Regions from separate parts of the Mus musculus genome. Here region 2 is linked to region 1. Evidence: chromatin loops called from intact Hi-C (ENCODE). Cell type or tissue: heart. All regions are shown on one strand. Each heading gives the region's core, and the rest is flanking DNA. Links, peaks and the distances in the headings are about the cores only. Region 1 holds the start of Ddi2 (DNA-damage inducible protein 2). Region 2 holds the start of Plekhm2 (pleckstrin homology domain containing, family M (with RUN domain) member 2).

Region 1 (16,075 bases), core at 5,761-8,260:
TACTGTCCCTGGAGGCTGGAAGAGCCACTAGACTGGTGGCAGGTACAGTTCCATGGTCCGGATTGAGTTCTTGCCCCTGTTCCTTCTTTAGCCTCTGACTGATCTCCTCAGGACTTTTTTTTTTTTCTCCCTGAATCAAACTGGTCTCAAACTCTCTTTTCAGCTGAGAATGGTCTTAACCTTCTGATCTTCCTGCCTCTATCTCAGAGTGCTGGGATCACACAGGCATATGCATGCTTAATTTGTATGCATTGCAGGAGGTTGAAGCCAGGCTTCACGCATGCTGGGTAAGCACTCTATGAGCTGAGCCACACAGCCCAGCTCCTACCCTGTCTTGAGATACAGTATCAATAAAGGGATCAGGTGCCTAAAGCTGGCAGCCCTCTCCAGCCTACCTCCCAAGTGCGTGCGCCACCATGCCCGGCTCTTTTTTTTTTTTTTTTTTTTTTTTTTAAGATTTATTTATTTATATGTAAGTACACTGTGGCTGTCTTCAGACACTCCAGAGAGGGAGTCAGATCTCATTATGGATGGTTGTGAACCACCATGTGGTTGCTGGGATTTGAACTCCGGACCTTCGGAAGAGCAGTCGGGTGCTCTTAACCACTGAGCCATCTCACCAGCCCCCATCTTTTTTTTTTTTAAATTAGGTATTTTCTTTATTTACATTTCCAATGCTATCCCAAAAGTCCCCCATCCCCCCCCCCCCACTCCCCTACCCCCCACCCCCACTTCTTGGCCCTGGTGTTCCTCAACATTGCACTTCTTAATGGGAGGAAAAACACACAGGGTGGAGGCGATTGTTATGGCCATGTTCAGAATAATAAATGCCTCAGGAACCAAGAACCCAAGCGATAGTAGAAAAATCAGCCCAGAGGAGTTGTCCAGAGAGCTCAGCCATTAAGATATAATTTCCAGTCACTCAAAGCTCCACCTCAGCTGATTCTTGAAAATCCTCCCGCATTTGCCTAACTTGGCTCTGGTTATCTTAGATCTTCTCTGCTTTAGAAAGCATCGTGGCTTACCTAATAACATCCTCATCTCCCTATCCCTGCCAGTGTCCATTAAAACTTGTTGAAAATGCTGAACACCTGCATTCCTAGTCTCTCTTACAGCTCCTTGACACAGGTCTGCCCAATAAGTATGAGCCAAAACCCTGATGACAGATTTCTAGGCAAGCTCCAGCCTTGACAAGAAAATAACTCCTGGTGTGGAGACTCCAGCCACACAGCGATCTCTGGGGAAAGGTCAAAGGACTGTTTCTATCCTTAGAGGCAGGTGAAAGTGCTGGCCTTTATACCACTGACTCGCTGAACTGGAAAGGCTGCCCATCTGGGCCCTTAGCCCGTGAGAAAACAAACCTTTATTTGTCAATGCCCTAGATAACATCTCTCAAACTAAGCTCAGAAAGCTAAGACTTCCTTTGGAGTAGTAGGAACAGCAATTCAGTTGTAAGGAGTTCATGGAATGCAGAGTCAAGGTTGCAAAGAGAGAAGGCAGGGAAAATTTGGTCTGAAATGGGTGAGCGAAAAAACTCCATTGAAATTGGGAAAGAATTGGAGTCGTATGAAAGGCTCTATGTGACTGCTGCTTTCAAACCAGCGTGGTGGCGTATACCTTTAATCCTAGCACTTGGGAGGTAGAAGCAGGTGGGTCTCCCTGAGTTCAAGACCCAGCCTGCTCTACACAATAAATTGCAGGGCTACACAGTGAGACACTCTCTCAAAAAAGGGTTGGGCTGCTAGAGAGATGGCTCAGCAGATAAGAGCACTGGCTGCCCTTCTAGAGGTTAGATCCAATTTAGTTCCCAGCACCCATATGTCAGCTCACAACGGCCATCGACTCCAGACCCAGGGAACCTGACATCCTTTTCCTCCTCACCAGCACTATCCATACTTGTGCTCAGACAAACATGCAGCCAATACACACATACATATAACAGGGTTTCTCTCTGTAGACCAGACTTCCCTGGAACTCATAGAGATCCACCTGCCTCTGCCTCCTCTCAAGTGCTGGGGTTAAAGATGTGCACCGCCACTGCCTGGTTTACAGTTTTAAATTTCTAAAGGAACAATTCATGCCACAATAAACATCTTGGTGCCCACTAACTGTGGAGACGCAATCACAGTGGGGTGATTGGAGTTCACATCCTGTGGGGCATCTGGCATCCTCACAAACCTTACTTAAGTTTCCTAACTCCATTTTGAAAGGCTCTCTAGCTGACATTTTCATTGCAATTTTCTTTTCGTTTGGCACAGCAGCTGGGCTTTCTGTCACGGATGCTTGATTTCAGCCCTGTCCTGTGGTCCCAGCGTCTCCACTTCTGTTTTTGTAAAAGTCTTGCGCCTATGTATTCTGTCTTTTCTGCAAAGTGAAGTTCTTGCAGCATCCACAGCCACCCTGCTTCCCATTTCCTTCCTGTTCTGCTGGAGGAGGCTCCTCGCTCCACGGAGCCAGGAGTGGAAATCCTTGTGCTTGTAGTGATCCTGCAGTCTCTGCTCCTGGATGATGGTGAAATGAACCAATTCAAGACAGATTAGCTCGTCGTAAATGCGGGTTTGTTGGGTTGGGAAGCTTCTGTCAGGAGGACGAATTCACTGGTCCCAAGGAAGGAGAGGAAGGAAGCCATATTAGTCGCCATGGGAAGGGAAAGGAGAAGAGGGAAAAGAAAGAAAGAAAGAAAGAAAGAAAGAAAGAAAGAAAGAAAGAAAGAAAGAGAGAAAGAGAGAAAGAAAGAAAGAGAATGGGGGTGGGGGGGAGAGAGAGACCAATGATATCATATATGATATGATATCTGTATTAAATGCAGAAGAGTCTCTGGGGGAAGGGCAGCTGAGTCCCTGCCAGGTAGGGACAGAGGGATGTCAGGAGAACCTTGAGCCTTTGATTTGTACAATGCATACCTCAGCCCCTAATCCAGGACTGGAAACCAAACACTCCTGAGTGCTGGGATTACAAATGTGGACCACCCTAGTGGGCCCGGGAGATGTTTTCGGATTTTTACCATTCTTGGTATCTACATCTTCTTATGAATTGAGTGGCCACTAAAATAACGACTGTTTCCCAAGTACTGTCTTTTTGTCCTGCTGAGGTTGAGCTTGGTCCTGGTAGGCAAGATGTCAACAAGGTATTTTATCTATACCATTAAAGTAAATTGTTCAGACTGGAACACTTATGATCCAGGCAGGCTTGGAATTTGCCAGCCTTCTGTTCACCCTCCTGAGTAGCTGGGATTACAGGTTTGCGCTACCAGTCCCAGTATACGGAGTAAATTCTAAACCGTACCCAGTAAACGTCCAGTGCTGGATGCAGTCTGAGAGTGAGTTAACTAAGAACTGTGCTGTGTGTGTGTGGCTGCCAGCGCAGCCATGCCAGCCCGCAGGCTGGGATGGGCCTCGAGCACAGCAAAGGATCTGGATTTTCGTCCTACATTCATTACCAAGTCGAAACCGAGTTAATATTACTGAAATGACAACTTCCATTACGAAAACTCTGTTTTAGAAAGATGTGCTTAATTTGTCTTTCAACCATTTTTATGCACACGCCATTCGCACAGTAGGTCCCCGTTGGATGACTAACTGGGACTGGGATCCTGGAATACTCCGGAGCTCAAGCATTAAATCGTGGGGTTCCCCCACCCCGCATCCCCATTCCTCCCTCCAGTCTCCCCAGCCCCGCCCTGCCCCACAGCCTAGCGTCGCGAAGGCTGCCGGCAGCCTGGCGCGCTTTACGGCCGTGGCGTTGCGACGGGGCGGGGCGCCGGGCGGGCGGCCCGCGAGCTTGACGGCAGCGGTGGGAGGCAGGCCGGCAGGCAGGCAGACGGCGTCGCAGGCGGGTGGCGGCGGCCGCGCTGGCTGCCGAGGGCGGGAGCGAGTGAGTCATTGCGCGCGTGTGAGGGAGGAAAGGAGCGAGCGAGCGAGCGAGCGAGCAGCCCGCGCCCGTCGCCCTCCCGCCGCTGCCGCCAGGTCTCCCCAGCCGCCGACTGCCTTCCGCCCAGCGCCCAGGCCGGGCCGAGTCGAGCCGGGTCGGGCCCGGGCCATGCTGCTCACCGTGTACTGTGTGCGGAGGGACCTCTCCGAGGTGACCTTTTCCCTCCAGGTCGACGCCGACTTCGAGCTGCACAACTTCCGCGCGCTGTGCGAGCTCGAGTCCGGCATCCCCGCCGCCGAGAGCCAGGTACGCCGGGGTGCGGCAGCGAGCGGGGGCCTCCGGCCGCTGTGGCCGGGGGCGGGGGGAGCTGGGGGCCGGCGGGGGCCGAGTCCTGCAGCCGCCCGTGGATGCACCCACTGCAGCTAGAGGGGCACGTGCGCGGGCGGGCAGCCCTCCCCACCTTCTGGCCTTCGGGAGCCTGGGTCCTCATCCGGGATCTCCTGACTTTCCGACCAGAAATACCAGTTTGGATCACTGGGAGAACGACGCCTGCCTGGGGTTCGCTTATTTGGACCGCTCCAATATGCGCAGTTTACTACCTGGGAGAATGCAGATTTGCGGTTGAAAGTGAGGGGAAAAAGTTTGAGACTCACTCTGCCATTGACGTCTCTGGAAATGCATACATTTTTGGTTAATTTATTATATATGTATACACACACACACATATATATATGTCATATATTAATTAAAGTAATGGTTAGGTTAACTCAGTCTGTCTGCTTCTCTCAGGCCAAAGCCCTCCTCCTTTCTGGGCCCAGTTTAGTTGGGTCAGTTCAAAGCTCAGTGCTTTCGAAGGATATTAGCTTGAAAATGGCCTACTGTCTGAAGACCCCCGAGGGATTCGGCGGCCAGGAGTTCAGCCTTCTCATGTTTTAACAAGAAAATATATTCTCAAAATGCTTTGGTGTCCTTAGTAGACTTCATCAAACAATAGGTGGACTATTTTGTAACCTTTGCACTAAATCCCTTAAGATTCTAACCAAAGTGGCCCCCGCTGGGTGTAGTCTAAACACCAGAAAATTATAGACAGCTCCCAAGGCCCCAGAATGTAAATCTTGATTTCCTTCTGCAATTATGAAATAGTTCCAAAAACTGTTGCCCAACGACTGCCTGTTCTGTCCTGACTTACGGTAAACTCTGCGTGTCAATATTGTGTTCAGAAGTACCATTCCTTCACACAATGTGAACTTTAGAACCTTGGCATGCAGCTCTTTCTGGAAGGATCTATTTTAGGGAAGGAGGTGTCACTCACATACGCGGTCTGGCAAAAGTTGGGAATAAACAGTTCCCCCAATTTCCACAGAAAAATTAACCCACAAAAACCTAGGACCCCATTCCTGTTGGTCAGCCTCCTCATACAGGTAGCAGGGGCAAGCTAGGACCAGGGAGTTTGGGGGGCTGGGGGAGATTTGACTTTTTAGAGGATTGATTAATTGCTGGTTGTTGTTTGTTTTGTTTTTAAGGCAGGTCTCACTATATAAAACACTGGCTCCCATCTACACTCAGAGATCCCTGTTGACTTTGCCTCCCAAATGTTTGGAGTTAAGGCCTGAGCCATCACAACCAGCTGCTTTTGGTTTTTGTTTGTTTGCTTTGGTTTTTTTTGTTGTTGTTGTTGGGTTTTTTGTTGTTGTTGTTGTTTTTGAGACAAGGTCTCAACTGTGGGGTCAAGGCTAGTCTCAGACAGCAGCCCTCCTGCTTCAGGCTCCTGTACAGCTGGGATTACAAGAATACACTATCATGCCCAAGTTCAGTTTTCAGTTTTGAAGTTTTTTTTAAAAATTTTTTTCAATTTTTGTGTGTGTGTGTGTGTGTGTGTGTGTGTAGGGTGTTTTGATGACCCAAGTTATAATTGCCAGCTGATGGGGAGTAATTTTAAGTTGAATTTGTTGGTAGGACTTGAGGTCTACAGAGGGTGAAGCTGTTTCTCTGCTGTTTCTCTTCCTCCATCCTGTGTGCACGTCATCCTAGCTAGCACTACCGCTGTCTTACACGCTCCCTGCCCAGCCCATTGCACTCCGATGTCTGCAGAAAATGTTAAGTAAACTAAAGGGGATAGCAGGCTGAATCATAATTGTATGGTTAAGGAGGGTTCAGTCTTTAGTCTGGAGTTTGAAGGGTACCATTTGAACAATTAGGCTAGCTCTAAGTTCTTCTCTAAGTAAATTCGGTGTTGACTTTCTTCCCAACCCAAATTGGCATGCAGAAACCCGGATTCCCAACAGTGGTAAGCCTGTATTAAATAGCTGTAAACAGCACCCTGTTTTTCAGGTTAGTGCTGTTGGCTCTATGTAACCTGACAACTCAGTGTCTATTTTAAGAGCTGATTTTTAAGTGGGGGGTCACTTGTCTAGTTCACTGGCTAGCCCCCCTCAGGCAGGAACAGGATCCACCCCAGACACTTGAGTCACTTCCTTTCATTGGATCATGAAAGTAAACATGATAGTCTTTTGTTTTTTAAGTCCTAGTCTGTTTGTCTTGAGCTCCCTAACCAGTTTTTCTGTTTTGTCCCTTCCTCTCAGCTTTCATTCAGTCTGTTTACTTGAGTTTCTTCCATTCCGGTCTCTTGGCTTGGCTTCAGAGTCCCACTTTAATCACATGTGCAGGTGGAGATGGTTTCTGTTCTAATTTATTATTCTCATGTTATATCTACTATAGCCCCGTAAGTGAAGTGTTTTCCACCCTGCTCACAGCACCTTATACATAAATGCCTGTTTTATGTATTAGGCATGTGTGCGCACAGTCAGCTGTATGGTTCATAGCACGGTACACAACGTAGTATGGTACACAGCTAACAGGTATTACATATGTGCATATACATCAGTTACATTATATACATTAAGTAGTGATGTACATTATAAATAGATACAAAATAGAACTCAAGAAAAGGTCAGCTAAGCCGAGTGGTGGTGCACATCTTTAATCCCAGAACTCAGGAGGCAGAGGCCAGTAGATCTCTGAGTTCAAGGTGAGCCTGGTCTACAGGTCAAGTGCCTAGACAGCCAGGGATACACAGAGAAACCTGGGGGGCTTGGGAGGAGGATGAACTAGAATGAATGAAAATGGGGTTCGAGAGACAGATAACCATTAAGAGCACTTGCTGCTTTTATAGAGGCGTCTTACAGAGGTTTGATTCCCAGCACCCATACAGTGGCTCACAACCATCAGTAACTCTAGTTCCACAGGATTCAATGCCCTCTTGTGGCCTCTGTGGGCACCAGCTGTATAGACATGCAGGTAAAGTACACAGAAATAAGTGGACATTTTTCAAAAATTAAAAAATCAATGGAAATAAAAATGGCTGCGCTGTTTCCCTCCTGTATGTACCCTTGAGGGACTGTCCAGCGTGTGTCCCTCACAGGGGATGCTGGTTTGGAGCTCTATCTCTCAGCAGCAGCATATGTGCGCAAGTCACTTGGAGAAGGTGTGAGGTTTTTAACAGCTCTAGTCTGATTATAGTAGTTGTAATCTAATGACAATAAGTTTAGAATAGAAACCATCTTCACTTGTACTGCGATTAAAACAGAACCTGTTCTGTCTCAGAGCAAGTGTGGGCTTGGCAGCCAGGCAGGCTCATGGTGATGCTTTGATGCAGGCTCGGCTGGGCTGACCTCAAACAGTTATTAGGACTTAGTTTCGCATTAAATTAATGTCTTGATAGTTTTGAAACATAGTTTACTTCTGTAGGTGGTGTGGGAAAAAAGCCTGTACAGAGTAGAAGACCCTCAATGAAAGGCATGCTGAAGTAGCAGCTAACAGCAGTTAGCTGTGACCCTGGAAATGCTACTTTTGCACACAGCCTGAGTGTGGGTTACAAAAATGCTATTTTAAACCATGGAAAGTGGAAGTTTCTGTGGTGGCTAGTTTTGATGTGTTTATTTCCTTATGTATTTTTCTTTCCTGTTTTTTGTTTTTTTGGTTTCTTTCTTTCTTTCTTTCTTTCTTTCTTTCTTTCTTTCTTTCTTTCTTTCTGGTAAATGCTGAATAGCTATGCTAGAAAGGTTGTAACACAGAGAAGGATAAAGACTGCCACAGCTCACTTATTCCTCATAACCCAGGGATAACTTGCACATTGAGTGTTAGTTTGGTTTTGATTGTTTTTGTTTGATATTTGAGACTGAGAGTTCAAGGCCAGCCTGGACTCCATTTCAGGTCTCAGGACAGCTGAGCCTGCGCGGTAAGAACCTGTCTCAGGTTTTTGTTGGGGTGCTGAGCATGGTGACTCGCATTGTTAATCCCAGCACTTGAGAGGCAGGCTGAGGTGGAGCTGGAAGATCTAGGCTAGCCTGGTCTGTATAGGAAACCTTGTTTCAGAAAAATAAGATGTACTGGGTTAGGGGTAGCTCTGGTAGAGAGAGTGCTTGCCTGCTATGCATTAGATCCCCAGCACTTGTCAAAAGAGAAAACAGTTTAGCTCCCCAATCCCCAGTAAATGGAAGCTCTTTCAGATACCAAAAAATTCTGCTTTGGTTTGGTTTGCTTTGCTTTTCCAGACAGGGTTTCTCTGTGTAGCCCTGGCTGTCCTGGAACTCTGCAGACCAGGCTGGCCTCGAACTCCCAGAGATCTGCCTCCCGATTGCTGGGGTTAAGAGTGTGAGCCAAGCCGGGCGTGGTGGCGCACACCTTTAGTCCCAGCACTCCGGAGGTAGGGGCAGGCGGATTTCTGAGTTCGAGGCCAGCCTGGTCTACAGAGTGAGTTCCAGGACAGCCAGGGCTACACAGAGAAACCCTGTCTCAAAAAAACACAAACAAAAATAAAAAAAGTGTGTGAGCCACCACACTCTGCGATACTAGAAGACATTTGATGTCATGCTTAAGGGTGGAGTTGTATTAATGATATTAATTAGTCTGTCGCTAGATGTTGACTGAGGTTGAAATTGTGTCTCCAGCTTGTTCCTCTGGTACCACTTCTGCAGATTTACACCTGCATAATCGATTTATCTAGTAAGCTGTTCTGAATAGCAGGGCTCAGGTCTTCCATACTCGCTTTTGAGGGGGTAACAGAAGTTGTAAGAGTTGTGCCAGAGCCATCACCAGCTTGCCTTTTGTTTGGCTGATAGAGACATGAAGTCATTGATCTAAGTTGGAAGATGGCAGGGTTTGTTTTAGATAGCCCAAGCTAGCCTTGAGCCACTAATCCTCCTGCCTCTGCTCCCCAAGTACTGGGATTGCAGGCTGACCTAAAGGTGATTTCCTTACGGACTTAAGATGAAAAAAAAAGAAAAGTTACTGCCTTTCTTGAACTATTTTGAGCTAGGGTCTCAGTAGCCCAGCCTGGCCTTATCGCCACCCTAAGTATTGGGATTACAGTATTATGTTTCCATGTCCTGGTTACTTGCTGATTTTGGTTCTTGTGAGTATTTTTTTCTACCCAGTGTGATGGCTAATTTTGTTGTCAACACAACTGAATTAGCCTTCCCGGGGGATCAGTGAAACACACCTCCACACGTGCCTATTACAGCATTTTCAGAGACAATTGCATCATGAGGCTCTGACCTAACCCATGGATTAACCAATCCTTTGATGAACTCATAGTAAAATGGAATTACTGGGAGGTGGTGAAGATGGGACCTGGTTAGAAGAAGAGGATCATTGAAAGTATGTCCTTGGGATATGTCTTCCTGTGTCCTCTTCTTTGTTTTCTGCCGTGCCATGATGTGAATAGTCCTTTGATTTACCCTTCTGACCAACATCCAAATCCTTTGAAATCAGGGCTAAACAGATATCAATGCCTAACTAACTAATCCACCCATTTTGAGATTGGGTGAGGTATTCCATAGCTTGTTACCATGCCAGATGTCAGTGACTATCTGGAACTTAGCACTTCCTTGTCAATCATGATTGTCCCCATCCTCCCCTCCCCTCCCCTCCCCTCCTTTCCCCTCCCCTCCCCTCCCCTTCTCAAATTTTTTTTTCAAGACAAGGTTTTCTATATAGGCCCAGACTGTCCTGGAATGCTGTGTAAACCAGGTTGGCCTCAAACTCAGAGACATCCAGAGATCTGCCTGCCTCTGCCTCCTGAATGCTGGGATTAAAGGTGAATGCTATTACTCTTGACTTTTGTTGCCATGCTTTTAAAAAGAAGAAACTGGGGCTGGGAAGATAGCTCAGCAGTTGTAAGCACACTGGCTGCTCTTGCTGAAGGCTGGGTTCAGTTCCCAGCATCCAAATGGTGGCTCACAAACATTTGTAATTCCAGTTTTAGAGAATCTAACACTAATGAATGGTCTCCACAGGCACCAGGCATGCAAGTGATATACATAATACATATGCAGGTAAAGTATGGATATACTTGCAGGTAATATACATATATACTTCCCAGGTGGTATATACATGCATGCAGATGAGATACACATATATGTAGGTGAGATACACATATAAATGCAGGTGATGCGCACATGTAAATGCAGGTAAAAGGTCCATATACATAGAAAAGAATCTAAAAATAAGGAAAAAAAGGAAAAAAAAATGGGCCAACCATGAAGACGCTAGGCATTGCAATATTTCTTTCCCTTCTCTCCTGCCTTGTCATGTCCTTTGCAGTGTTGCTCCATTGAGCTACATTCCCCAGCCCCAGTATTAATTGATGTGTGTGTGTGTGTGTGTGTGTCCCATACTCCTCTACTCAGAATTGAACCAGGGCCTCAGGCAGGCACTGCCAGTGGAGGTGTAGAGTTTTAAGGTAGAGGATGACTTAGAGGCCAATCTCTGAGGCTGCTTTGGGTGCTGTAAAAGAATATCATTTTAATGTTGAGCATATAGAACTCCAGTTTCAGTTCTCTTAATGGCTGTGTGACCTCTGTGTCTTCTGGTTCATAAAATTGGACAAATGATCTCTGTTAAAATGATTGACATCCAGTGAGACAGTGTGAGAGTTAAGTGGGAGGATGGGGACTTGGCATGTTAGCCCAGTAGAGCCTCACTCAGTGGTAGCAGGGTGCTCTTTTTTGTTTTGATGTTTATATTGTGTCCCACTGGGAGAGGATCCATGGGCTCTTCCATGCCAGGCAGATGCTTTCCCACTGAACCACAGCCTCAGACCCTAAAGCGTTCTTACCTTCCTGAGTTTGGTTCTTTATAAATGAGTACATTTCTAGTAAGAATGTCTAGTGTGTCTGTCTGCCTTGGGAGACTAGTCATGTGTCTTTAAATAAACTGACAGCTGAGCCTGAGAAGCTAGAGTAGGCCATGGGCTATTGGTGACCTCCTCACAGTGGCTTAGTGGTGTTGATGCCACCCAGGTACACAGCCTCTGCTCTGACTTATGGTTGATTTCTTCATACCCCAACAAGTTATGTGTAGCACAACTTTCTTTTTGAATTACCAAAGAGAAAAGGAATCCCTTGTTTTCTACCTTAAAGTATAAGATCTGCACTATATGTAAGTGTTAGAACAAGAGTTTTTTTTTTTTGTTTTTTTGTTTTTTTTTTTGGTTTTTCAAGACAGGGTTTCTATTTGTAGCCCTGGCTGTCCTGGAGCTCACTTTGTAGACCAGGCTGGCCTCGAACTCAGAAATCCACCTGCCTCTGCCTCCCGAGTGCTGGGATTAAAGGCGTTCGCCACCACGCCCGGCTAGAACAAGAGTTTTGATTTTTAGAGTTTCTCTGTGTAATACCCCTGGCTGTCCTGGACTTGAATGAAGACCAGGTTTGCTTCAAATTCACAGGGATCCACCTGGTTGCAGTCATTTTTAGTCTTGTATAAAACTTGTAAAGTTGGACAGATGAGTTCTATTCTCTTGTCTCTGGAAGGATTCAGCTTTGAAGGGTCACTTTTTGCCCCTATCACCACAGACTTGGGAGCAGAATGACAGTGAATGGTCAGAGTGGCCTGTGCAAATGCTATCTGTTCTCTCTGTGCCCGGGAACGAAGCTAAGAGAGCATGTGGGTGGATGAGGGAGGCCTGGTGGCAGAGCTCAGTGGTAGACAAGTTGCCTATCCAGGTACAAGGCCCTGGGCTTAGTGTGGAAAAAGAACTAGAAGGGACATCTGTTGTGATCAGTCCTGGTGGCCTGCTGGACACAAGAAATTTGACTCTTGGCCCACCTAATGACAGGGCCCCTCCTGGCTGAGTTAATAGCCAGCTCAAGTTGCACAGTCAGCTTATGGCCCAGTGCAGAGTACGCTCAGGGAGCAAGCTGTGGCTCAGGACCCAGTCTGTTCTGTGGACTACATGATGACATAGGGACCACCTTACATCCTTATGTGGCTAAGTCAGTGTGCTGCTCTGTGTTCTGTTCCTCCTTCTCCTCATACTGCTCTCGGATGTTGTGTTGGACATAGAAAGTATTTCTGTTAATAGTACTTAGCTCACATGCTTTGTTTTCTTTCCTATTTATATTTCACAAGCAGGAGAGCAGTAAGCCTTTGGGGATGAAGAGAAAGGCTGTGAGCACACATACCCCGTGCCAGTAAGCTGCCACGGTTGGGGGATGGTTGTTTTACAGTTGAAAACCATGATTATCTTTTTATCTTGAAAGTTTTTATCTTGAATTTGTCAGATGATTTGTTTGTTTGTTTAGAACTTGATCCTTGAGTACAGCTGTGGCCAGCCTGGTACTGGAGATGGTTTTTCTGCCTTGGCCTCCCAGTATTGCATGTTCCTTCATGGCTAGTTCTCCTTGTAGTAAACATACCCAGAACCTGTCATTCCTCTTTCCTTGGTTGCTCAGAGTGAAAGCTAAGTAAGACTCCCTACTCTATGATCCCACCCATCCTTTACCTGAGCAGACCTCTGGGCATTCCTTATATAACAGGCCTGGTCCTAAGCCTCTGTGGTGGACAGTTGAACCAAATGTTGCTTCCGTACAGCCTACGTTTCATTTGAGCAGACAAAGGAGCAGATCAGTATGTAGCACAGTAGATGAGGCAAGTAGAGTTGGCTTTAAAGTACATTGTGTTGTTAGGGATGGAACCTGGGCCTTGGGTGTAAGAGAAATGCTATGTCGTTGAGCTACACCCACAGCCCATATCCAGGGTACGTGTGGCTTTTGGAAAGAGCACTGAAGGGTAGTACTTGACTAGAGACCTAAACAGAGTGATAGAAGAAAGAAACAAACGACCTGAGAGGATGTGAGTCTCATTAGGACAACAGAAGCGTGAAGTCAGAAGCAGCCATCAGCCAGATCCTTTGGGCCTAGTGTAAGGGTCTGAAAATCGCTGAAGGAAGACCCCAGACTCAGCATGCAAAGACAGAGAGCCTTTACTCTGCAGAAACAACCAGCATGCAGGGGTCAGCCGTCCTTTGAAGTGGCAGTCCCAGACCAAGGCCCACAGGCTTTCTTATAGAGAATGGGGGTGGGATGGCATGGGCTTACAGTGGTTACTCTCTAGAGGGATTATGTCATCGAAAATTTAATTGGTGTGCTAGGGGGTCAGAGGTAGTCAGTGGTCTACACGCCTATGTCATGAATGTTTAACCATAGGATGAAATAGGGCTGCCCAGCACAGATGGCCCATTCTGAGGTAAAATACTTCCCCATTTTTGTGGTTATCTCCAGGCTGTTCTTTGGGAGGGGGTTTTATGATCTTGTTCTGTATTTTATGGTCTGTTCCTGGAACTGGTGCCTTACAGCCTTTCCTTAAATGGCTGATCTTAAATGAAGACAAATGGGGTTTGTGTTGTTCTTTCATCGTAGGAGACAGGCAGGGCTTGGGATTTCCTTCTAGGCGTGATGGGAACCCATGAAAAGGTCTTGGCAGGAAATATGATGAAGAGGAAAAGTGTTGCCATGTTGCTTCTCCGTACGTGACACCTGGGTCTTCTTCCCTTGCAGATTGTCTATGCAGAAAGGCCTCTCACCGACAACCACAGGTCACTGGCTTCTTACGGTTTAAAAGATGGTGATGTTGTGATTCTACGACAGAAGGAGAATGCAGACCCTCGCCCTGCAGTGCAGTTCTCAAGTAAGAGCAATACTCACCACATTCTCTCCAATACAGACGTCAGTAGGTAGAGCACAGAGGTTCTATGTGTTAGAATCAGACTAACAGTGTAGACCTGATTGCCTGTTGTGTAATCTTGGGCAACACGCAGTCATTTAGAAGTCATTGGACTTCTAAATCAATCTCTTCTGTAGTAAAGTAGGTGTCGTGATTAACTTAGAGCTGGCACATTGTAAGCCCTGGGTCAGGATTAGCCTATGCTGTCCTCAGTGATGGTTCCATGATGACGCTTGTCCCTAGGAAGATCTTGGAGGCTTGGGTTAGCCTGTGCTTCCTGACTAACTGACTGACTGACTACAGTGTTTCTGGTCATCAGCCGCTTGGGCCCATATTTTACTGGTCTCCTTACTTGGCTGTGGGGGACGGAATTCATTCCTCTTTACCTCATCAAGAGGTGAAGCTCAAGTTTAAATGATGTCATCAGCTGTGCAACTAGTAAGTAAAAACAGCAATTGGAATGGTGCTTTCTGTTATTCCTCTTTTCTTCTTTAAGCTAACTTCTTTCCTCCTTTCTTCCTGTTTTTCCTTTCTTCCTTTCATGTGTGAGTACACTGTAGCTGTCTTCAGACACACCAGAAGAGGGCGTCAGATCCCATTACAGATGGTTGTGAGCCACTGTGTGGTTGCTGGGAATTGAACTTAGGTGCTCTTAACCACTGAGCCACCTCTCCAGCCCTCTTTCTGTTATTTCAGACTTTGCAGATTTAAGTGGTTGGAGCACCATCTTTGGGCCCCTCCCTGCTAATTTTGGGTGTACCATCCCCAAGATTGGGGGATTTTCTTCCCTTTGTAAAGATTTTTTTAAAGTCATATATTCTTACAATTTGCTTTTTTTTAAATTAATTAATATCCTAACCGATGCTTCCCCTCCTTCCCTTTCCAATCCCCCATTCTTCCCTCCCTTTCTCCTCAGAGAAGAGGAGGCCTCTCATGGCTATCCACCTGCTTCAGCATATTGAGTGGTAGTAGGACTAGGTGCATCTTCTATGGAGGCTGGACAAGGGGAAAGAGGCTCACAGACAGACAACAGGGTCAGAGAGAGACCCTGTGCCTGCTGTTGAGGGCCCCCACCTGCACGTCTCTTGTGTATGTGTACTGCTGGGCTTTTTGTTTTGTTTCTTACTTATTTACTTGGAGGGTTTTTTAAATGATATATTTTTGTATGGATGGATATTTTGCCTCTTTTTATGTATACTATGCGCATGCAGTTTCTGTGGAGGCCAGAAGGGGTGTCAGGTCTTCTAGAACTAGAGTTTATTAATTTTTTTTAAGATTTATTATTTATATGTAAGTATACTATAGCTGTCTTCAGACACAGCAGTAGAGGGCGTCAGATGTCATTAGAGAAGGTTGTGAGCCACTATGTGGTTGCTGGGATTTGAACTCAGGACCTTCATAAGAACAATCAGTGCTCTTAAGAGATGGTCGTGAGCCACTATGTGGTTGCTGGGATTTGAACTCAGGACCTTCATAAGAACAATCAGTGCTCTTAAGTGCTGAGCAATCTCTCCAGCCCCTGAGTTTATTAATTTTAATTGTGTGTGTGTGTGTCTGTCTGTCTGTAGGTTTGTAAACATGAGTGCAGGTACCCACAGATACCAGAGTAATAGAATTGGAATTATGTATTATGAGCTTATGTGTACTAGGCAGCATCAGGAGTCATTCTTAACCTCTGAGCTATTGCTTCAGACCCTCTGTTCTGTTTTGTTTGTTTTGTTTTGTTTTGTTTTGTTTTAAAGACAAGTTTCTACAAGCCAGTGTGGCCTTGGAGCTTCCTATATGACCCAGGATGGCTTCCAGCCTCATCTCCCTGGGGGCTAGAATTACAGGCATGCACCCACACACCCAGCCAGCCCTGGTGTTCACAGTCTGAGACCTGCATTTAGATTTAGGAGGTTTCTGTGTCTCCAAAATATGCAGGACTGTGTGGGAGTGGCACATATGTGCTGGATGCTGAGATGGCCTATAGCTTCCTTTACTTACCCCTAAAGGGGCTCCTGACTCAGTTCTAAGCCCTGCCTTGGAACTACATGAGGAAGTACCTGCACCACCCCACCCCCGCTTCCCCTGACATATTTTTGTGAAATTTTTCAAATAGTATTTAGGTCTCCTGCTTTTAAAGTTTACAGGTGTGTTAGGCGATCCATACTGCAGCCTGGCGCACAGTGCTTCCATTCAGACAGCACAACCATCTCCAGGC
Region 2 (16,075 bases), core at 6,941-9,440, 56 kb after region 1:
GGGCGTGGTCAGAAGTCACGTGAACCGCACTGCTCTGTCAGCAGTTGCATAGACTTCAACAGTAGCTCTCTGGCCGCTGTTTCATAGAAGGAAATGCCCAAGTCAGGAGTGAAGCCTCAGGCTCAGCGGGTCTCTGTTCTTTCTGATTGTGTCCTTCCCTGACCAGCTTTTTAAAAGAAGACTAAGAGCCGGGCGGTGATGGCGCACACCTTTAGTCTCAACACTCGGGAGGCAGAGGCAGGCAGAGCTCTGTGAGACTGAGGCCAGTCTGGTCTACAGAGGGACTTCCAGGACGGTCAGGGATACACGGAGAAACACTGTTTGGGGATACACACACACATACACACACATCTTACTTGAATTTTACACTCTTCAAGCTGGGCGTGGTGGTGCACACCTTTAACCCCAGCGCTGGGAGGCAGATGCAGAAGGTCTACAGAGTGAATTCTAGGTTAGCCAGGACTCCATAGTGGTATCCTGTCTAAAAGAGAAAGAAAGAAAGAAAAGAAAAGAAAAGAAAAGAAAAGAAAAGAAAAGAAAAGAAAAGAAAAGAAAAGAAAAGAAAAGAAAAGAAAAGAAAAGAAAAGAAAAGGAAAGGAAAGGAAAGGAAAGAAAAGAGAAAAGAAAAATTTCTTCAAACGCCAGGCATGATAGAGCACACCTGTAATTACAGCACTTGGAAGGCAGAGCCAGAAGGATCTTTGTGAGTCCAAGAGAACAACACAAAAAAAGAGAACAGAATAAAAAAATTAAAATTAAAATGGAGGGAGGGGGGGCTGCAGGAGGACTGACTGGAGAGATGGCTTAGCAGTTAAACATACTGGCTGCTCTTCCAGAGGACCCAGGTTCCATGTAGCTCCCTCAGGGCAGCTCACGGCCATTGCAGCTCTTCCTTCCAGGGGATCCAACTCCCTCTTGGGCCTCCACTGACACAAAGTCACAAGTGGTGCACAGATGTACATCTGGGCAAAATGCCCATGCGTATGAAATAAAAATGTATAAAAAGAGAAAGTGTGAAAAAAACATAACCCACCCGCTCTGACAGGGAGTTGCTGAAGGTTTTTTAAGCTGGAAGGTTGGGTAACAGCCCAGTTTGTACCTACCCATTCTACTGACGGAACAAGCTGGGAGGAGGCACTGGACCTTTAACATAAAGTCAGATGCCCCGGATAAAGCTGCCTTGCTTCAGCTTAAAGCATCCACTTCTGGAGACTTCAGGGTCAGGTCGGGGACTTGCAGTACTTTGTAGATACACAAAGCCAGCCCCTCCTGCTTGCCTCTCTCCGATGAGGCTCAGACAGCTTCGCCTGCCTGCTGGACAGGAAGGCATTCCCCTAAACACAAATATAATGGAGAAAGGGGAGAATTTATTTCTCTCTGTCCTTTAACTTTTTTTATGTGGGTGTTTTATCTGCATGTATGTCTGTGTTTCAGTAGCATGCTTGGTACCCAAGGAAGCCAGAAAAAGGCATTAGATGCCCTGGGGCTGAAGTTACCAATAGCTATGCTTCTCCCATGGGGCTGCTGAGAATTGAACCTGGTCCTCTGGAAGCTCTTAATACTGAGCCATCTCTCCAGCTCCCCACCCCACCTCACCCCCCTTTTTTTTTTTTAAAGTCTTCTTATTTTATATACACTGTAGCTGTCTTCAGACACACCAGAAGAGGGCACCAGATCCCATTACAGATGGTTGTGAGCCACCATGTGATTCCTGGGATTTGAACTCAGGACCTCTGGAAGAGCAGTCAGTGCTCTTACCCGCTGAGCCATCTCTCCAGCCCCTTTTTGGCCTTGTGAGGCAGCGTCTTGCCTATCCCAAGTGAGCCCTCCAATGCTATGTAGCTGACAAGGACCCTGAACTTCCAGACCTTCCCGAGCCTGCTTCACCAGTGCTGGAACGACAGACTTGGGTCGCTACACCTGGCTTTAAAATCCTTTATTCTGTGCCACCGATTTAGAAACCAGGGCAAGTGACTTGCCCGAGGGCCTGGCATGAATCAGCAGAGGCTTTTGATTCTTGATGCCTTTTGACTCAGAGTCTCATGAGCGAGCGTCCCACATGACAGGGAAGTGTTGTGCAATAAATGACCGGCTTCTGGTTTCCAGCTTCTTAACTTCCAGCCGTATGACCGACCCCTGTGTTTCACAGAGTCCCTGTTCTTTATTTTTCAATCTTTATACACGTGAATATTTTGCCTATGGGTATGTCTGTGCACCGGGTGCATGCTTGGCGCCCTAGGGACTAGAAGATATCAGTTACAGATGTTGGTGAACCACCATGCCAGTGCTGGGATTTGAACCCGTGTCCTCTGGAAGAGCAGTCAGTGATGCGCTATCTCTCTAGGCCTTCACCCTGTTTTTGACAGAGTGCAACTTGTGTTTAAACTCCAAGTGTGATGCAACAGCCTACGTATGGACACACCTTCTCAGCAGTAATTCTTGTCAGACTGAGTGTGTCTCTCCCACTAGACAAACACATACTTGGGAAACTGGCAGGCAGTAGAAACCTGTGGTCCTCCAGAAGTTGTAAAAAAGTGATTGGGACCATTATCCCAACAGGTGCAGACGCAATAACATGGTGGAAATGTCGCCACCTTCCAAATAACAGCAAGTGGACATTTCCAGCACACAGCCAAAGAATACACTACCTGGTGAGAGCTGGACGTGAACCCTGGAGTTCACAAAGCCCTGGCTGCTTTCTTTTGTGTGTTTGCTTGTCTGTTTGTTGTTTTCTTTTTTTTGTTTTTGTTTTTTATTTTTCTAAGACAGGATTTCTTAGCGTCCTGGCTGGCCTGGAACTCACACTATAGATCAAGCTGGCCGTGAGCTCACAGACATCTGCTTGCCTCTGCCTCCTCTATGCTGGGATTAAGGGCATGGGCCACCCCACCTAGTGGGGTTTTGTTTTGTTGTTTTGTTTTGAATTAGTGTGTATGGGGAGGCCAGAAGAGGGGGTCAGATCCCCTGGAGTGACATGACAGGCGACTGTAAGCAAATATGTATGCTGGGATCTTAACTCGAGGCCTTCAAGGAGAAGCAAGTACCCCAACTCCTCAGCATCTCTCCAGCCCAAAGCCCTGATTCTCACACATAGTACCATATACCTTAGACGTGATGGCTCGTGTCTGCCATCCCAGCCCCTGGGAAGAGCAGAAGTTAGATGTAGTCTGCAGCAACAAAGGGAGCAGGAGGAGAGCTTGGGTTGTATGAAATACTGTTTCCAAGCAAACAAACAAACAAAGAAACAAACAAACGGAGGCGGGGCTTGGTCAGCCAAGCACTTGCCTTGTGTAGGGACTCCTGACCCTGCCACCCCCCAGTCCCATGATGCACGCTTCCTATTCCACAGCTGAGTGGCAGGCCAATGAGAGACGCTCTCTCAAGCAAGGTAGGTAGCATTCTTTTTTTTCTTTTTTTTTTTTTTCTTTTCAGTTTTTCGAGACAGGGTTTCTCTGTGTAGCCCTAGCTGTCCTGAAACTCACTCTGTAGACCAGGCTGGCCTCGAACTCAGAAATCCTCCTACCTCTGCCTCCCAAGTGCTGGGATTAAAGGTGTGCACCACCACTGCCCAGCTTGTTGTATTTTATTCTTTAAAATATTTCTAAATTTTATTTTTTACTATTATCTTGGGGATGTGTGCACCACAGCACACCCCTGGGGGTCAGAAGACAGCTTTGTGGATTCGATTCTCTCCTTCCACCTTTATGTGGGTTCCGGGGATTGAACTTGGGTCTCTAGGTCTAATATGGCAGTTCTGGGGATTGAACTTGGGTCTCCAGGTCTACATGGCAAGTTCCTTCAACCATGAGCTACCTCACCAAACCATGATTTTAAAAATATATCTTATTATTATTAACAGGTTTCTTTCTTTTTTTTTTTTTTTTTTTTTTTTTTTGGTTTTTGGTTTTTGGTTTTTCGAGACAGGGTTTCTCTGTGTAGCCCTGGCTGTCCTGGAACTCACTCTGTAGACCAGGCTGGCCTTGAACTCAGAAATCTGCCTGCCTCTGCCTCCCAGGTGCTGGGATTAAAGGCGTGTGCCACCATGCCCGGCTGGTAGATAGCATTCTTAAGCACACACACACACATTTTTCTTCATTAATGTAATTTATTCACTTTACATCCTAATCAAAACCTCCTCCCAGTCCCTGCCTCATACAGCCCAGCCCTTCCCCTTCTCAGAAGAGAAGGAGGAGGCCCCCTATCTATCACCCCACCCTGGAACATCAAATCACTGCAGGACTAGGCACATCCTCCCCCACGGGGTGGGGGTGGGGGAGGATTGAAGGACCTGAGGGGGATAGGGACTCCACAAGACGTCCAACAGAGTCAACTGATCTGGACTAAATCACCAACCGAAGATCAAACGTGGGCTGAATCTAACCCCTCCCCCCAACACACACACTGGACCTAACCCCACACACACACACAGCTGGACCTAACCCCCACACACACAGCTGGACCTAACCCACACACACACAGCTGGACCTAACCCCCACACACACAGCTGGACCTAACCCCCCCACACACAGCTGGACCTAACCCCCCCACACACAGCTGGACCTAACCCCCCACACACACACACAGCTGGACCTAACCCACACACACACAGCTGGACCTAACCCCCCCTCCACACACACACAGCTGGACCTAAACCCCCAACACACAGCTGGACCTAACCCCCCCCACACACACACACAGCTGGACCTAACCCACACACACACATCTGGACCTAACCCCCCCTCCACACACACACAGCTGGACCTAACACCCCCCACACACACACAGCTGGACCTAACCCCCCACACACACAGCTGGACCTAACCTTCCCCCCTACACACACATATGTAGCAGATGTGTAGCTTGGTCTTCATGGGGGTCCCCCTACAACTGGAGCGGGGACTGTCCCTGCCTCTTGCCTGCCTGTGGATCCCTTTCCACTAACACACATTTTAAAAAGCTGAATTGGTCTTTAATCCAAAACATGAAGTAGTGTTTGTCAAAACTCGGTGCTGAGCAGGTGGCTTGATGTTGAGTAGCAGGGACTAACCACAGGCTTGTTGGTTAGACTCAGGGTCTGAGTGGTTGTGCCAGGCCTGCATCTCACAGGTTGGGGTCTTGTAGGCTCCCTGGCTGGGAGGGACGGGGAGGGAAGTCCTTCATTCAGTCTAATCCTCCGCCTCCTCCTCTGCCTCCTCCTCTGCCTCTGCCTCCTTGCCACAAACAGCTTTGGGCACCCGTCTCTCTCGCTTTCATCATTTAATGCAATATGTCCTCTGCCCTCAATCTTTTCCTTATCTGGGCCACAAAGGCAACCTTGATCCCCAACCGTCCCCGCTTTGCCCTCTACCACAGTTCCATGGTGACTCTTGTTTTTCCTGAATTCAATATCAATCTTAAAACGCCCTGGCTTTGGTTGCCTTGCTCCCTAAAGGTCTGCTCCAGCCCTTAGGGTGGCTACTAACCCAGTATACAAAACCTAAAATGGGTCCCGGGTTCAGAAGACACAAGCGATGCCTGGGGTCATATGCTTGAGTCTATGGAGAACATTTGGTTTAAGTTGATCCTGGTGGTGTGTGTCTAAGTACTTGGAGTCTGAGGCAGGAGGATCGCCTCAACTTCAAGGCCAGGAAGGGCTAGAGTGAGACCTTGATTTAAAAATTAGTACAGGGCTGGGCTTGGTGGCACAACGCCTTTAATCCCAGCACTCGGGAGGCAAAGGCAGGTGGATTTCTGAGTTCAAGGCCAACCTGGTCTACAAAGTGAGTTCCAGGACAGCCACGGCTACACAGAGAAACCCTGTCTCAAAAAACAAAAAAACAAAACAAAAAACAAAAAAACACAACCTAGTACAGGATCTAGTGGCCGTGATTATACACAGCCTTAGTCACAGTAGTGGGGAAGCAGAGACAAGCAGGTCTCTGTTAAGGTCAACCTGGTCTACACAGTGAGTTTCAGGCCAACCAGAAAAACTATATAGAGAAAGAACTATTTCAAAAAGAAAGAAAGAAAGAGAGAAAGAAAGAAAGAAAGAAAGAAAGAAAGAAAGAAAGAAACGAAGGAAGGAAGGAAGGAAGAAAGGAAAAGGAAAGGAAAGGAAAGGAAAGGAAAGGAAAGGAAAGGAAAAAGGAAAGGAAAGGAAAGGAAAGGAAAGGAAAGGAAAGGAAAGGAAAGGAAAGGAAAAAGGAAAGGAAAGGAAAGGAAAGGAAAGGAAAGGAAAGGAAAAAGGAAAGGAAAGGAAAGGAAAGGAAAGGAAAGGAAAGGAAAGGAAAGGAAAGGAAAGGAAAGGAAAGGAAATAAGACAAAAATTATAGGCATGGCTTAATGTTTTCGCTTGGGTTTTGTTGTTGTTTGCGACAGGATCTCAGTAGTAGCCCAGGCTGGCCTACAACTCACTGTGTAGCTGAGGATGGCTTGTAAGTCCTCCTGCCTTCGCTCCCCAAGTGCTGAGATGACAGGTGTGCACTGCCTGGCTAACACTTGGTTGTAGTATGGAGTCCTGCAGCCGCTAGCTAGGCCCCGAGTGGGAAGGAATGCAGGAATCCCAGGTTTTCTTTCCTTTTCCAGAGTTTATTTGATCCATTATCCAGTCCTAGAGAAACCAAACTTTAAAACTATCACATGGTCGGGCTCTCCTTGGAGGTCAGGAAAGGGGTGAGGTCCTCTGTTCCGTAGGCTGTAGATAGAATTAGTGCTTCCACGGGGGACTTTAGGGGTGAGTTCACGATTGAAGACTAGGGAGCCAGAAGGGAGAGTTTTGGTGTCTGAGAATTAAAGACTGGATTTATTGCTCTGTGAGGTTATGTTTATTTTGGGACCAAACTTAGAGAAGTGATCCAGGTAGGAATCAGAACCCAAGTGTAGATAGAGCTGGTGCCTTTGGGCAGGGCATGTGTTCAGTGAATTATGCTGGACTTGGGGCTGATGGAGGGAAGCCTGCAGTAGGATACAGTGGAGGGAGGTGTGTCCTTTGTTTGTTTGTTTGTTTTTTCGAGACAGGGTTTCTCTGTGTAGCCCTGGCTGTCCTGGAACTCATTCTGTAGACCAGGCTGGCCTCAAACTCGGAAATCCGCCTGCCTCTGCCTCCGGAATGCTGGGATTAAAGTGTGCGCCGCCACTGCCCGGCTTAGTCACCTTCCTATTGCTATGATGAAACACCATGACCAAAGCTACTTGGGGGTGGAGGAGGGGTTTATTTGGCTTACATGTCCCGAATTACAGTCTACTGAGGGATGCTAAGTCAGGAAGTCAAACCAGGCAAGAACCTGGAGGCAGGAGCTGATGGCTTGTCTTCCCCTACGTTGCTCAGCCTGCTTCCTTATAGAACCCAGGACCACCAGTCCAGGGATGGCACCACAATGGGCTGTGTTCCCTCCCACCCCCCATCAATCACTAATTAAGAAAATGTCATACAGCCTTATCTTATGGAGGCGTTTTCTCAACTGAGTTTTTCTCCTCTCAGATGAACCTAGCTTGTGTCCCTGGTCGAGCTGACACAAAACTAGCCAAGACAGAGGGTGTGAGGGCCGATAGGGAAGAGGGCTTGTTTTGGAAGTAGAAGATACCTTGAGAACGGTGAATTGGAGTGTTGGAGAGGATGGAGGGCTGAGCTCTGGCATCAGGGCAACGTTGGGTGCTGGAGTGGCTCTAGGCGGTCCAAACCTCGGAACCCTGGGGTGTGCGTGGAGCAGTTGGAAAGGAATAGGTAGGTGTCTCTGCCAGGCCAAGCCTTGTCTCCAGAGTCTCTCGAGTATTCGGGTATATCTGGGGCCCCTTGTGGGCAAGGGTGAGGAATGTCAGGTTTGGAATGAGGGAGGGGCCCCGTCTGTCCTGGTCCTGAGTGGGGTCTTCAAGGAGTTGGCCGGGTCCTGGAAGGAGAGCCTTTGAATGTTACAGGGAAGGGAAGTGTGGGCAAGGAGAGAGGGAGCAATATCTAAGGAGCTGGGGCAGTTTTTAGGCCCGTGCAGGGCCTTGCTGCAAGGGGTTAGGGGAACGACAACACGGACAATACGGTATCTCAGAGGAGCTGGGAGGGGGCCCGGGGTCTGTGAGGTTCCCGGGGTCTTTGAGCAGGGTGGCTCTGGAGATCGGTGAGCTCCCAGGGTCTCATGAGGAGTTTGTGCAGGATTGGGAAGTGGGAGGCGAAGTCTTTGAGTCCCAGCGTGTTTGAGGTCCCGAGGCTCTGCGGTGCCGGATCTATGCGATTCTGGCTCTGTGAGGTCCTGGGTCTATGCGATCCGGGCTGTGTGAGTCCCCTAGGTCTGCAGGTCCCCGGGGCTCCGGATCTCTGAGCTCCCAGGTCTCCATCGCCCCGGGTCTCGGAGGAGGCGGGCCCGCCTGGTCGCCGCCGTCCCTCCCGGCCGGTGCTGGCGCCGCCCCGCCTGACATCAGTTCCTGCGGCCGCGCAGGGCCCGCGTCTCCTTCCCGGCTCGGCGCTCGGGAGGCGGCGGCGGCGGAGCGAGGCCCGGGCGAGGCGAGGCGAGGCGAGACGAGGGCGGCGGGCGCCGGGGCCCGCGGCCGGCACGACGGAGCCCCCGCACGGCCGGCGGCAGCGGTTGGCGGCGGCCCCGGGCTCCCGGCGTGGGAAGCGGCGGCGGGGCGGCGGCGGCAGCGCCATGGAGCCGCGGGAGGTGAAGGACCGAATCCTGGAGAACATCTCGCTGTCGGTGAAGAAGGTGAGCGGCCTCCTTCGGCCCCGACCCCCTCCCCGGTCCCCGTCGCTAGTCCCCCCCGGGTCGCCTCCATGACCGGGACCCCGGGCCACTGTCGTCCTGGCGACCCTGGGCCCTGCTGGAGAAGCAGGCGACTCCCGGGAGCGCCGCGGCCTCCGAGCTATTTTTAAAGAACAAAGTTGAGGTCAGCGTCCTCGGAGCTCCCCGGTGCCCGAATCGGCCTTGTCTTCCCGCGACTGGCCCGTGACACCTCGGGAAGGCTGCGGGTAGGACGGGGCAGGGAGAGCATCCTCGAGGAATCCACTGCATCTTCCCTCCCTCCCTCGGGGCAAAGGCCGAGAACCAGCACCTGCTGGTCACCCCAGCTGTGCCCTGCGACATTGCTTGGGGACCCACGGAATCCCCAAGTCGTCCTAACTCCAGGATGGCAGTTTAGAAAAAAGCGAGTTACAGAGCTCTGAGTGAGGACCTGAGGTGTCTAGGGTTGTAGTTTTGGAAGGTAAGCCGTGGGACGGTGACACTATGACACTTTGGGTTGGGGCTTGTTAGTATTGGTCATTGCCCCAATTCCTGGTAGGAATGACTACCTGTCAAGGGCACGCACAGGGGTGAGGAGACAGGCCAGCCTCAGAAGGCTGGGTGTGGTGATGCATCTCTGTCATCCAGCACACAGGAGGCTAAAGCAGAGTCCTGAGGTCCAAGCTAGCCTGGACTACATAGTGAAACCGAAAAATAGAGGAGTGGGGAAGATTGACTAGCCTGCCTTCATGCTTTTTCTGTGTGTGTGTGTGTGTGTGTGTGTGTAACTATACTTTAGGAGCTGTGTGTGTGTCCGTATGTAAATGGGAGAGTGGAGGTCAGAGGTCAACTTTTGAGAATTGATTCTCTCCTATCCTGTTAATTCCAGTACTCAAACTCAATGTGTAAGTTTTGGCAGCAATGCCTTCACCCACTGAAGCATTTCTCTGGCCCTCTTCTTTCTTGCTTTTCTTTTCTTTTCTTTTCTTTTCTTTTCTTTTCTTTTCTTTTCTTTTCTTTTCTTTTCTAACAGTCTCACTATACAGACAAGGCTAACCTCAAACTCTCCCTCCAGAGTGCTGGCCTTAAAGATGAGTACCACACCGCCTGCCTCCTTTAGGGTTCTTTGTGCATAGAGGCACATGCCTTTGATCCCAGCATTTGAGAGGCAGAGTCAGGTGGGTTTCTATGAGTGTGAGGCCAGCCTGGTCTACATAGTGAGTTCCAGGACAGCCAGAGCTACATAGTGAGACTGTATCTTGAAGAAAAAACAAACAAACAAGAAAACCAAAACAAACAAACAAACAAAAAACAGAAAATAAAAAATAAAAAGGTTTCTGCTTCTAATAAGGCCTACTCCAAGAGAGGAAGCTAGTGGTGGCCATTTAGTTTGAAGGAAGCTGCGCAGTTCTAATTCTCTCTCTGAACAACTAGCCGGGTGCTGGCTCACACCTTTAATCCCAGCGCTCAGCTGCTAGAGGCAGGTGGATCTCTGCAAGTTCAAGGCCAGCCTGGTCTACAGAGGAGAGTGCTACCACAGGCAGGGAAGGCTAAATGAAGAAACCCTGTCTCTAAAAATAAAACCAAGGGCTGGAGAGATGGCTCACGGGTTAAGAGCACTGACTATTCAGGACAAAGGTCCTGAGTTCAAATCCCAGCAACCATGTGGTGGCTCCCAACCATCTGTAATGAGATCTGACGCCCTCTTCTGAAGACAGCTACAGTGTACTTAGATATAATAAGAAATAAATCTTTTTAAATTTTTTTAAATTTAATAAAATAAAACCAAAACAAACCAACCAACCAGAAACAAACAAACAAAAACCTCACAAAACAAAACAACAGCTAGAAAGTTCAGCTCCGGGGCTGGAGAGATGGCTCAGCAGTTAAGATCACTGACTTTTCTTCCAGAGGTCCTGAGTTCAATTCCCAGCAACCATACGGTGGCTCACAACCATCTGTAATGAGATCTGATGCCCTCTTCTGGTGTGTCTGAAGACAGCAACATGGTACTCATATTCATAAAATAAATAAACAGATTTAAAAAAAAAAAAAAGTTCAGCTCCCACCATAGACACCGAGGCTGAAGCAGCCATGGCAGACCTGGTAAGATGGCCAAAGCAGGGAAACTGGCTTGCAAGCCAGAGTTGGTGTGCAAACTGGATGACTTGGGTTCAATCTCCAGAACTCACGATGGAAAAAGTAAATTCAAAACAAAACAAAACAAAAAAAAATGCTGCTGGACAGATAGCCAGGTCAGTGGCTAAGAGCACTGGCCTCTTTTCCAGAGAATCTAAGTCAGGGTCCTAGCTCCTAAGCTGAGTGGCTAACTACCGCCTGTACACCAGCGCTGCATGCCTGTGTGCGTGTCTCCCTGCACCAACACACAAGGAACCTTTTAAACAGCAGCCGTTGTCTTCCAGAAGACTCTGTGTTGGTAGAGACTGGGAGGCCCTCACTAAGCCTTGGCAGACTGATAGTCTTCTCAGAGAAAGAAGGCTGCGCGGTGCGGCATCCAGGCTAGCAGGAACATCCTCCAAAGAAGTGCCCCGCCCCCAGGTGGTTTTCTGGGGGTGAGTATCAAGGGTTCTGCTAGAGGTGGCTAGAATGTGCACCCTGGAAAAGCCACACAGCCTCGCACAGAGGCCAGCAATGCACACAGACCCAGGCCGAGCTTTGGATTCTGGATCCTAGCAGCCAGCGGAGCCTCCGGTGACGTCACCAGTCAGACGTCAGACTCTGCTCATAATGCAGTATGGAAATTCAGTTCCGTGAGAGAATAGACCTACACTGCCCGCACCATCCCTGCCACACACTCAGGCCCTGTGACAGCTGCCACTGTCCCCTGCACGGTTCTGTCTCTTTTTCCCTGAGGTGGGGCTGGCACCCAGGGCTGTGTGCATGCTCTATGAGCGCTCTACCATGACCCACAACCACGGGCCTTTTTTATTTATTTCATTATTTTACTTTACCTTATTCTTTTAGATAGCCCAAGCTGACAAAATGGCCTCCTGGTGATTTTTGATCTTTTCCCTCCACCTTGCAAGCGCTGGAATTACGGGCATGCACACCACATCTGGCTTCTGTATGTTGCTGGGGATTGAACCTCCACCTTGCAAGTGCTGGAATTACGGGCATGCACACCACATCTGGCTTCTGTATGTTGCTGGGGATTGAACCCAGGGCCCCTGGAGTGTTGGGCAGACACTCCACACACTGAGCTACATCCTGAGTATCCCGTCTCTCTGTTTTCTTTTTTGGTTTTGCAAGGCAGGGGGTTTCTCCGTGTAGCCCTGGCTGTCCTGGAACTCTCTCTCTCTGTAGACCAGGCTAGCCTTAAACTCACAGAGAGGCTAGCCTCTACCTCCAGAGCACTGGGATCAAAGACATTCGACACTCTGTCCAGCCATTTTTTTTTTTTAACTTGTCTGAGATAGTATCTAACCATGTTGCCCAGGCTGCTCTCGAACTCATGTTCTCTATCCTTAGCCTTCGAAGTAAGTACAATTATAGACCTGAGGCACTTTGCCCTCCTTCCTGGAAACTTTCTCTTAAAGGATCATGTGGAGAATATTTTTAAGCACTACAGCCTTCACCAAAATCACCCACTTCTTTCCTTTTTACTGCAAAGCAACCGCACATTTGTGAGTAAGGCTGTATTCTAGTAAACCTTTATAAAAATAGACCAAACTTTGGCCCACAGGTAGTTATTTATATATGGACACCTGGGTATACCCAAAGAAGTTCCTGTCAAGGTGGGCTGGGGAGCACTGTCAGAGATGACATGAGGGTGGCTAGGCCTGTGGAGAGTTCAGCGTGCATGCAGCTCACCTTTGTTACATCAGGCTTGCAGGGCGAATGTGGCTGCTGCTTCACCTGTTCAGTAGAGTCAACACTGCCTCCTGCTGACCAAGCCTCAGAGAGGGCCTGTTTCCAGCACATGGGCCCTAGCAGCCAGAGCCCACCCCCTTCTGGGTCTGGATCCGGAGGCTCAGATGACCAGGCTCCAGATGTGGCCTAGCCCAGCTGCACAGGGCTGCGTCCAAGACTGTCTGGGGAGGGGGCTCAATTTTTTTTTTTTTTTTCAGACAGGCCTCTGATAGCCCTGGCTGTACTTGGTACTTGCTAGGTAGATCAGACTGGCCTGGAACGTACAGAGCTCCACCTGCCTCTGCCACCTGAGTGCTAGAGTTAAAGGTGTGTGCGGCTATGCCTGGCCTTTCCTTTCAGCTCCTTCAGATAGCTTAGCCCTGGTAGTGGGTTGAAAGTTAGTGAAAGTCCAGGCCTTTACTTTTACATCATTAGTTTTTGTTCTCTCAGCTTTCTGGGAAAATATTCTGAAAAAACCCCAAGGCCTTGAGTCACTGGGACAAAGATCTAAGTAAAATAATAGCCACACACCTATTTTATGAAGGAAGTCCCTCTTCCTTCTGCTGGGTCATGGTATTGGCCCCGGCTCTTTCTCTTTGGTTGCAGAAGAGGCTGTGAAGGACCCAAGGGCTCCCAAGCAGGAATCACATAGTGTGTGGGCACTGCAGGCTCTGACCCTGTAGGTCACCCCACTGACATCAGGAACAGGTGTGGGACAAATGTTGCCCTGCTTCTCCTGAGCTCTGCCCATCGGGCTTACAAAGTGCTTCTTTTAATACACTGCTTCTCTGACATCAGGTTTCTGTTAGAAGCCTTATAACGCTGTGGCCTAGTCCATCCAGGCCTTGGCTCTAGCTTAGAGAAAAGTTCCAGGTGATGGCTTGAAGCCAGGCACAGCCACCCACTGGCAATCGTGGGCTGCAAGGAGGACCAAGTCTGAGTCCCTGTGGTCACAGCTCACACTCAAGGTTGGGTGACTCAGTGGTGACTCTCTGATCTTCCTCAAAACTCAACTCTCTGGAGCCCAGTGTGAAAAGAAGGTCATGAAAAAACTGAATCTTTCTGCCATCAGCAGAAAGTCAGTGTTAGGTCTAGAAGCATGCTGAACGAGGGTGCAGCGGTCAGGATGCTAAGAGAGGACCTGGGTGTGAGTGTGGTGGGGAGAAGAAGGCTGGCTTTCCTAGGTAGCTCACTGCGCCCAGCCCTGGGCAGATCGTTTGTCCTGCTAGCGTGCTTGTCTTGGTCTCAGGGGTCATCACCATGGCCCTTGCGTGATGCTGTCAGAGCTGACATTACCCCAAATTCACAGGAGACACTGGGGCTTTCCTGTGGCAAAGTTCTCCCAGGTGGCCTCTTTGGTGGCAAAGGGGTTTCCCAGTATGCTCTGCAGGGTAGAGAGATAGGGCAACCCTTCCCCTGGGGTGGCCTCCTGGAGTATCCAGTCTAGGGAACACTCCTGGTTGGTGTGAGCAAATGCTCCCCGCCAGCCAGTCGGTCCTCCGGCTCAGCCTCCTGGTGGCCTGCTAGGTGGGAGGGTCTTGAACTCCCACGTGAGCCAGAAGAATGATAAGGTTTTAAGCTGGTCTGTTGGCTTTCATGAGCACGTGGGGTCCTGAGTGTATCCCCTCTCCTACAGCCAGCTGGTCTTGCTTGCGTCTTTTTGGTTTTTTTGTTTTTTGTTTTTTGTTTTTTGTTTTTTTTTTTTTTTTTTGGTTTGTTTTTTGGTTTTTTGAGACAGGGTTTCTCTGTATAGCCCTGGCTGTCCTGGAGCTCACTTTGTAGACCAGGCTGGCCTCGAACTCAGAAATCCACCTGCCTCTGCCTCCCGAGTGCTGGGATTAAAGGCATGCGCCACCACGCCCGGCTTTTTTTTTTTTTTTTAAGATTTATTTATTTAATGTATATGGGTACAGTGTAGCTGTCTTCAGACACACCAGAAGAGGGCATCAGACCCCATTACAGATGGTTGTGAGCCACCACGTTGCTGGGAATTGAACTCAGGACCTCTGAAAGAGCAGTCAGTGCTCTTAACTGCTGAACCATCTCTTCCAGCCCACATCTCTCTTTCTTACGGTCCATTCTCTTCCCCAGACAGCTGTTCAGTAGTGGGAACTAACAGAATCTAAGAAACCCAGTGGCTTGGGAGAAGAAGGGAGGGACTGTGCCCATTTGAAATCCACAGGATCCCCTACCAGAGTTTTTGGAAGTCATAGGGTCACTGATCAATTTCAGCACAAGTTGTCTGCTTTTTTTTTTTTTTCTTAGTTTTTCTCGAACTCACTTCATAGCCAAGGATGTCTTGGATCTTCTGGTCATCCTGCCTCCACGTGGAGCACCTCGCCCAGTTTTATGTGTTGCTGGGGATGGAACCCGAGGCTTTGTATATGCTAGGCCAGCTTGCTACCCTCCAAGTCACACTCCCCAGCCTCAGCCAAACCCTTCATTGCTGGTGTTCCACTGGCCGCTGAGGCTTGAAGCATGGAGGGGAAGGGACAGTCACACAACTGGACTCCTTACATTTAATCTACTGGAGCCGGCTCCTAGCTCCACACCTTCCTCCAGTCAGTAACACTGCACACTGCAGGACACCCTGTGCTGCCCACCTAAGCCAGGGAGGGTAGGCTCAGGGAGGCAGCTTGTCCAAAACCATTAACCTCAGAAGGAGCAAGGTTAACCCTGGAACCATCTTTCTGGCTCCCGCTCTTTCCATTTCTCCATACATGATGTCTGCCTTAAGATGATAATCGCATGTCTCTGTAGATTGGTCTTTTTAATGCATACAGCACTTAGGTTTCATCATGACGGTCACATGTGTGGATCTTGGACTCTTATTGTTTGTCCTCCTCCTGCCCTCCACTCCCCCTCCCCCTTGGCTCAGCCTGTCTGTGTTTTAGTATTGTACGCATTTGTTGAGTGACTGCTGTGTGCTGAGCGCTCTTGTCCTCATGGGAATGAGCAGCGAGTTCATCCTGAGAAAGGGGCTTCACTCGGGAGACAAACTTGAGGCCGATGGCAGTGGGGGGGGTCTGTGGAGGTGGGGGGTCAGCTGGTAAGGTACACAGGGCTCTGTGTGTGTGACCACTGGAATCCACTTTAGGAAGCTGCCCACAGCAGATCATGCTTCGTGACCGTGAGGCATTGACAGCAGGATTCCCAGGGCTTGATGGCCAGCCAGCCTAGCCCATTCAGTGAATTCCAGGCCAGGCGTGAGACCTTATCTCAAAAAAAACAAAAAAACAAAACAAAAAAAAAACCCAAGGTGGACAGTGTTCCTGAGGAATGGACATTAGAGGTTGGCTCCCTGACTGTGGCATGTGACACACACACACACACACACACACACACACACAGAGGAAAAGGTAAGAAGTACAGTGGATAGATGCCCTCCTTCCTGGTCTTAAGCAACCCTGATTTGGAATCCAGAATGTTCCAGGCAGACCTCCTCACCCTTTGCATTTTCGGCCTGTGATGGATCTGACTGGTCCCTAGCATTGCTTGGTCCACGTCCGTCCTCCAGA

Evidence for each region. A loop is a pair of places that touch in the nucleus more often than their neighbours do. Peaks named below come from ENCODE experiments on the same cell type or tissue, not always from the same donor. Only the 100,000 strongest peaks of a DNase experiment are listed, where the experiment ranks them.
Region 2: it touches region 1 in a loop (2.8-fold over the local background); 5 of 42 quality-filtered maps call a loop at or near these places.

The regions. Positions count from the first base shown.
Region 1 is chr4:141,711,158-141,727,232 of GRCm38, reverse strand. Ddi2 (DNA-damage inducible protein 2) reads left to right here and starts at 3,814. Exons shown (of 10, transcript NM_001017966.2): 1 at 3,814-4,176; 2 at 13,707-13,836. The coding sequence starts at 4,039. In heart, for the core only: a CTCF peak has its summit at 7,131 (motif pointing left); no DNase peak of the experiment used is centred there; H3K4me3 peaks cover 857 bases.
Region 2 is chr4:141,656,458-141,672,532 of GRCm38, reverse strand. Plekhm2 (pleckstrin homology domain containing, family M (with RUN domain) member 2) reads left to right here and starts at 8,387. Exons shown (of 20, transcript NM_001033150.2): 1 at 8,387-8,672. The coding sequence starts at 8,613. In heart, for the core only: no CTCF peak of the experiment used is centred there; DNase peaks (open chromatin) are centred at 8,342 and 8,912; H3K4me3 peaks cover 1,953 bases; H3K27ac peaks cover 1,861 bases.